Regions from separate parts of the Homo sapiens genome. Here region 1 is linked to region 2. The links are chromatin contacts, found by Hi-C or POLR2A ChIA-PET in ENCODE. All regions are on one chromosome and are shown on one strand. Each heading gives the region's core, a stretch centred on a gene start or an enhancer-like site at or near the end of the contact. The rest is flanking DNA. Distances are from core to core; before and after follow the strand shown.

What was found. A loop is a pair of places that touch in the nucleus more often than their neighbours do. ChIA-PET counts read pairs that join two places held with the same protein, here RNA polymerase II (POLR2A). Pooled maps may share reads with other maps.
Region 1: a loop to region 2 is called in a pooled map, with 2.9 times the contacts of the local background. The contact joins two enhancer-like sites. A Hi-C loop is called at or near these places in 3 of 50 pooled maps. POLR2A ChIA-PET finds 5 or more read pairs at or near these places in 3 of 52 experiments (A673, HepG2 and OCI-LY7).

The regions. Positions count from the first base shown.
Region 1 is chr3:188,121,786-188,125,464 of GRCh38, reverse strand. No RefSeq gene overlaps it. Among named protein-coding and RNA genes, the nearest start is that of LPP-AS2, 30 kb to the left of the region's middle. Within about 2 kb of position 2,149, at least 3 of the 41 ENCODE cell types and tissues checked have a DNase peak (open chromatin) inside an H3K27ac peak, as active enhancers do; they include OCI-LY7, where a contact is called at or near this core.
Region 2 is chr3:187,997,950-188,001,787 of GRCh38, reverse strand. The region is part of intron 4 of LOC107986166 (a long non-coding RNA gene); the gene reads left to right. Among named protein-coding and RNA genes, the nearest start is that of LINC01991, 23 kb to the right of the region's middle. Within about 2 kb of position 1,792, at least 4 of the 41 ENCODE cell types and tissues checked have a DNase peak (open chromatin) inside an H3K27ac peak, as active enhancers do; they include OCI-LY7, where a contact is called at or near this core.

The DNA.
Region 1 (3,679 bases), core at 900-3,399, 120 kb before region 2:
TAGAACGGACTTAGGAGACTAAAAGCATGAGCTGGGGTAGGAGACAGGATCTATAGTCAATGTCATGTATCAGGAACAATCTGGCCCATGTGTTAGTGCTCTGATCTGCTTTAACTGCAAATGTTTCCTCCATCTGCACCTCATTTTCTAAAGAATCAAAGTCCTAGGAGGAAGTACAGGATTGGCCAACCTCAGGTCATGTGTTTCAGACTGGGCAAATGTACAGGTCAGGAGTCTTGCTCTGTCACCAGGCTGGAGTGCAGTGGCACAATCTCAGCTCACTGCAATTTCTGCCTCCTGGGTTCAAGTGATTCCCCTGCCTCAGCTCCTGAGGAGCTGGGACTACAGGCGCACACCGCCACACCTGGATAATTTTTTGTATTTTAGTAGAGACGGGATTTCACCATGTTGGCCAGGATGGTCTCGATCTCCTGACCTTGTGATCTGTCCACCTCAGCCTCCCAACATGCTGGGATTACAGGCATGAGCCACCACGCCCAACCCAGCCCTTCTTTTTCTAAAGGAGTAGCCATAAAGACTTTGCCAGTGAACCCTCTGAGTGCATCCACAGATGGCTCACTGTTTTGTAACCTAAAAGTGCCTGTGCAGACTACGTGCCCATGGCCTGCCTCTGGGACAGATACATAGTTGTTTTCCAGAAGACTGTTTTGGAAAGATGAAGAAATGAATTCTGCCATCAAATCCAGTTGTATCTTTCAGCTTGTTAATGCCACATAGAGCTTTATGCTTCTATTACCTGCACTAAAACACACCAGTGTCACTTAGTGAACTTTTTAATTGGCTTTTTAAAATAGTAATGTAATCAGGCTCCTCATGCACAAAAATCTGCAGACGGGCTGAAAGGGAAAATGTGAATCACAGTTTAAATACATGCTTTTCGACTGCTTTGTAAGACAAACAGATGTATTAATTAGCACATACTTTAGGGTATGTTATATACTTAAATGGAGGAAAGCGAACAGAATATCATCTCACCAGAGGCAATAAAGATTTGAGCTCTGACCCTAGAAACAAAATGGCATCTTGTTTTCAGAAATGCCTAGCTGTGAGAACAATGAGTCAGGGGCTTAGAGGAATGATCTCTGGATTTATGTAACAAGAAGGCTCTTGTTCAAGTGGTATATAAGAACTAGACCACAGCCTTAGTAATGTGGGGAAAGCCTTTTAAAGTAGATCCATATGAAGAAATTCAGTAGTCACAGAGCTAAGACATTTTCAAAGGTCTTTAGTAACAAAATTGTGCTAATGCCCAGGACTTAAGAATAAAAAGATTTAGACTGAAGGTAGAGGTGAGTCCTTGGTGTGCATTGTATTATGCTAAGTGTTATTGAAATAATTTAAAAAATGGCAGGGTCTGTACCATGTAGGAGATGACATTGAAGGGATCACATGGACATAATTATGGATTTAATGCAGCATATTTTTTAATGAGAAATTAGTGTTTTGTTTTTTTTTAACTGAAAGATCAAAAGAACTCTTTTCCTTAGAAGGAAGAAAATGTGATTCTTCCTTTTCTTGACCTTTTATGGCATTCATTCTTGCCCACCTTGGGCAGTTATTTTTGTATAGGTCTTGTCTTACTGGACTTCAAGAATGAGATAAAGGAAAAAGGACTATGTCTCATTTCTTTCTACTCCATCCCACACATAATGCTTCCCTAGTACACAGAGAATTCTCTGTATGTGTGTGCTGAATGAATGAATCATCAAAGTCAGTAAAGAAGACATAGGGCTCCTTCAAGTCCAGAAAGAATCTTCCCGTATCACTTTAGACGAAACTGTGTGAACTTGGCAAGTAAATGCACCTCTCTGGGGCTTCCCAGTAAAATGAAATGATGAAATGTTGGTAAAATAGGGAATGGTAAATTGGTTTCAACTTACATGCCTACTCAGTCAATTTCTCTGGACTCTAAGTCTGGATGCTCTTTTTGGCCGGATTGCACACTTCTGATATGAGAAGGCACGACCTTGCCTGGTGGGAAAGAAAGTGGCATATGGGAGCATTGTGTCTATGTCCTGCTCATCTGTAGGTTGCTGTATCTACGTTGTTTTAGAGAATGAGGAAGGAAATGACTTGTGAAAGTACAACATTAACAGAATGCAAACATTGTGACAGTCTTCACCTGACCTTTGATGTAGATATTTTCTTACCCTTTAGAAGATTTCCTAAAAGAAAAGCCATGTTTATCCAGTGCTCAGGTGACACTGAGCAGAGTAGGCTGTGGTATACGCTGGATTTCCAAATGCAGGCTGATGGAACCTCATGCTTTCACTGATAAGAACCACCTAAAATGCTTGTTTTAGGTATGGCTTCCTGAGTCCCACCCTACAATAAATTAATTAAAATCTTGAGACTAGGGTTCAGGAGGAATATTTATGCTAAGAAAATTTTCCAAGATGATTCTGACATGAAGCCAAAATTGGAAAGCACTGTTTTTCATGGCTGAATCATAGTCCAAAAGTATCTGAACAGGGTGAAACAAACATGATGAAATGTCAGAGACAAATGTAAATCCCTTAACTTTACAATAACAAGAACTGGGAAAACCTAGGCCGACAGCAGCATGTGTAATACAACTGCAGCTTCAATATTTGGTTGCCTGTAAGCTCTGGCTGAGCCAACTCTGAGATACAGCTTACCAAAACAGCGACAGTGGTGTTAGGCTGAAGGCATAGGAATATAATGACGAAGCAAAAGACAGCTCTCTTTCCTATTCTGTAGTTTCAGAAGACAGCTGCATTGTGTTCTTGATTTAGTAGGGGTAATTGTTATTTTTAGTAGCAATATAGAGTAGCTGTAGTAGTAATAACAATCCTTTATGCAGCACTTCATTATTTATAAGTTTATATTCAACATTTTATCCGCCCTAAATAAAAACTTCAATTTAGCTGTGTTATGCAATAGAGCCCATTGGTGGACACACTACTCAAACCTACATCTTTTATCCCCCAAGTCTCATGTCGTGTTTGGCAATGTGGAGAATTTACAGGCCAGGAGAGTAAGATAGCCGAAAACCATGCCATCAGAAAAAACAGAGTTCCTTACCCAGAAGAAGACTTCATAAGGCCTTGCCTGTTGTCACCGAAGGCCTGGTGGGTTTCCACAGGGAAGAGAGGGCAGACTTGTCACAGGAGGCCTCAGAGGACAGAACTTGACCAATGGTAAAAGTTACAGGGAGACATACCTTGGCCCACACCTTGACCCAAAATATTTCTTAATCATCAAAGTCCCCGAAAGATGAAACAGGCTACCTATAGGGAGATTTTGGAAAACTATGTACTAGGAATGGATGGGGAAGAATTTGGGGTGGGTGACTTCAGAGGTCTTAGAAGGGACCCTGAGTTGTGCAACCTGGGCCCATGCAACCTTCTGATGATTAGGGCTGCTGAAACAGCAGGGCTGAAGGCAGGAGTAGTGGGATAGAATGGCCTCAGGTGTGGGAAGCTGCCACTCTGCACCCAAGTGACTGAGAGCTTCACCTGTTTGCCCTGTGACCTGCACTGGAGAACCTCATACTTTAGCCTTAGCTAGCACATTGGGAGCAACCTGATATCCTGTATGCTTTGGGGAACCGCAGCCTTTCTCCTTTTACATGTGTTTAGTGAGCCTTGATTTAGTCGTAGAATTACAGATTTCTAGAGCTTAGAGCCAACTCAAA
Region 2 (3,838 bases), core at 543-3,042:
TCATATACCCTTTAGAACCTGAACCTATATTATTAGGGCAAACCATATAAAATTTTCTGGGTTTTTTAGTATTTTATATTGGATGTCGGTAATTCCCAATCACATTATTTTGACCCTCAGTGTACTGAGAATACCATAGAAGTAAACAGATTTTGCTGTTTCAAGAAGCAGAATAGTCAGTTTCAGCTGCAACACAGTGTCTTGTCTTTTGTCACTTGTGATGCTAGTGGTGGGAATAGAACTTTTTAAGGAGCAGAGAGGATAAACTTGTGAGATTTTCAAGCATGTGGAAGTGACTTGAATGGATTCCCTTTAGGCAATGGACACCTGGATAGAGATCCAGGAAGAGACCACCCAGACGGTGAGCTACTTGAAGAGCCAGCATGGTTTCTGGCAGACAGTGTTGGTTAATAAACAGTGAACACTGAACGTGTATGCCTGTGTCAGATTTCACACTGAGATGACATAGTAATATGGCTCTCCCCTGGTGTGTACATTCACTACTCACCAACTCAACATCTTGGCACAAGGTTGAAAGTTTGGACCAGAGCAAATTTTGGCAGAGCAAATGGTGTTGGGGTGGAAAAGTCAGCGTTTGCTCAGATTGTTCTTGCACTGTCCAAGCCAGGTGGCTTCAGGAACATTGTTCATACTTCCTAAGTCTTCTGTTAAGTGAGCAGGCTTATTCTTTCCAAAGTTCTCTCTAGATGGTTGGGAGGCTGTTAACAGCTTAGAGAAAGTCTTTGTGAGCAAAAAAAAGCAAAAAACAAAAAAACAAAACAAAACCCCACAAAACCAAAAACATTATTTGAGGTGGGGTATAAAATGTTTAATCTTGTCGGAAAAATAGGGAAGCAACATGGTGGCTAGTCTGGAATTTCTGAAAGGCTCACCATTAGGGAGATAGACAGTACGTGGGTCAAAAGGGAGAGTGAGAAAGCACTTCTGACACTTCACGCAAACCTGGCCCCATGCCTGAATGTCTATGGAAGCCACCTCCCTACTGCCTCTGCACTTTGACTCAGTACCTTCACCTGCTGCAGAGGGTGATTAGCAGCAAGGTCTACCACCACAGCTGTGGGCTTCCTGCTCCAGCCTGCCCTTGGGGCCTCCATCACCTCATTTCTTCTGGCCTCCTCCCCGTTCCCCATTTTGGAACAACTGTACATAATCCCCTCTCCCCTGCCTTCCCCCTCCCCAAACACCCCCACCTGCCCCTTCTGGCTCTGTGCCAGCAGCTGGCTGGTAAGCAGTGCCAAATCAAACAGATGTGTGTGGTATTGACCAGCACGTGTTACCAGGCTCCCTGTCCAGCCCCGTGCCTGATCAGGGCTCTCTCTCAACTGGCCGACACCAGAAACCCCCTCTCAGGGGCACTGCAGGGCCTGGAACAGAGAAATGGCGAGATGCTATTGCCTTCTGGACATCTTAGTCTCCCTTCTCCTCACCTTGCAATTCTTTTTATTTCTTTCAGTTCAGCACCTCTTCCCCTGACTTGTTTACTTGTCTTTTTTATTTACTTATTTTTAACTCTTCCTCATTAATCAAGCTCCTGAACATTTAAAGAATTACAGTTTAAAAAGGCAAAACAGGGTCTTTAAAACAAGCTTTAAAATTCAAGTTCTCTTAGATTTATAAAAGACATCACAATAGGCCAGAACCAGCCAGAAGAATAATAGCAGCTGGTCTTCTTCACCGCAGCTCGCCCAAGCCCAGGATCTTTAAGATGTCACTTCCTTCCTTCCTTTCTTAGTGGCATGCAAAATTCATGGTAATTCTCAGAAGTAGGTAGTCTTGCAAGCAAATGGCTTTGATTCTCTGTACAATTGGCTAATTCTACTCACTCCCACCTACCTGTCTGAGCGAGGATGACTTGAGAACAGCAGCAATTAACCCAAGAGAGCCCTGTGACAGATCAAAGCTCTCTGGAGCACTGAAATCTCATTGAAAATAAAATTATCGAGTCTAGCCTAATGATACAAATATTGTTCGGGTTTTAGAGTATATATATTAAACATAAGAAGTGAAACAGCTTGCATTCTTCATAGCTGCTACCTAAGAAACAATCCTCCCAACAATGAAAAGCAACAATATTTTAGTGATTCATACTAAAGATGATGATTTTTCCAAAATAATGGCCTTAAATGTTGATAATCAACAGTGCCTACCTGAATTCCACAGACATGCATGATTTTGGCATTTTTCAGTTGAATTGAAAATGCAAGATTACTGAATTTGGCCTTGTCTACGCTTCTGAATATTACTTAAGAGATCATCAACATGTAAGAAATATTAAATTATAATAATATGTTTCCTATTTTGATTTTGCCCTGATGTCCAGAATGCTCACTTGAATTTGATTCTCAATTCGATAATTACATTAGTCTTTGCCACATCTTTTTGCTTTAATCTAAATATCTAGTTCCTTTTTTTAAAAAAACCCAGGGTATAACTTCTTTTATGTTATAAATTGTCCAAAATTCTTTTTGGAAAAAGAGATGATATAATAAAAAAGAGAATTCAATAAAAATGACATCTAATAACAATGATGAGGATAATTCATGACACTTCACTTTCTACCTTTAATTAGTTATTTATGTACTTGTTGGAAGGCCCTCATTAGACTGCAAATTCCCTGAGGACAGAGCCAGGCCTGCTATGTCTCTGCATCTCCCATGGGGTGGGTGTTTAGTAAGATTCTGTTGGATAAATACAACCTTAGGATTAATTTTAGGGGAAATAAAATGAGGTTGTCCTTCTCCTTTCTTTTCCATGTGTTTCTCTTTCTTGTCTTTTTTCAGGGAAGACTATTGATATAATGTTTTACAGTCAGAGCAGAGCTGAGTTATATGGGGCTGCTTTTATATTGCTGGGTGAGATGTTACTTTCTCCTCTTTCCCCTTTGAAGCCCATTGTAAATTTTTTTCTTCCTCTACATTGTTCTCTCCCTCTTCCTGCATAATAGTCAGTAATGTTCTCCTACATAAATAATAACCACTTACATTTACATAAGCATCGGTAACACTGGCACATTCTTTCCAAAAAGGATTTGAGATGAGCGTCTTGGAGGATTTTTCCATTTTACAATGCACTCTCAGATGCTATAGCTGTTGTTGTTAACTAATAATTTATAGTGTACTTACCATGTGCCAGGCACTAGGCAAGGGCGTCTTGTACACTATCTCATTTAGTCCTCACAGTAATCCTATGGGGGAGCTACTGACATTGTCTGCATTTTCAATGCAAAGAAACGGTGAGGGCGTGGAACTTGCACATGTTCACACAGCCAGGATGGGGCAGGAATGGGATTTGAACCCTGGCCTCTGGCTACAAAACTGAGGCTCCTAACCTCTGAATCATGTTATCCCTTTGGGTCATTACTTCAACCCAGTGAAATAGGCAGAGGGGAGGAATGAGGATGAAAGTAGAGGAACAGCGTTTTCTGAGTGTCTATCAATGTCCAGGACATTATGCTTTCCTTACAATATCTCCTTTGGCCCCTCAGACATCCCACAAGGTAGACATCAATACCGTTAGCGCAAATGAAGAGACAGAAACTGTCTTAGTTAACTTGCTAGGCACTCAGATGAGAAGGCAGGGTTTTATCCCAGGTCTATTTGGTTCTAAAGTTCATATTTTTTTTTCCGTTGTACACGTGGAGAAACCGGCCCAAGTTTACACAGCAGGTTATCAAAAACAACACCAAATCTGGTCTTTTAACCGCCCTTTGAGGGTTCTGGTGTCCTACTGGGGTCAAAATGTGCAGTGCCTGGCTACTGAGTGTCCTTCCCTATGTAACCCTGTGGGGCAGAAGGAGCACTTTAGTATGAGTTGACAA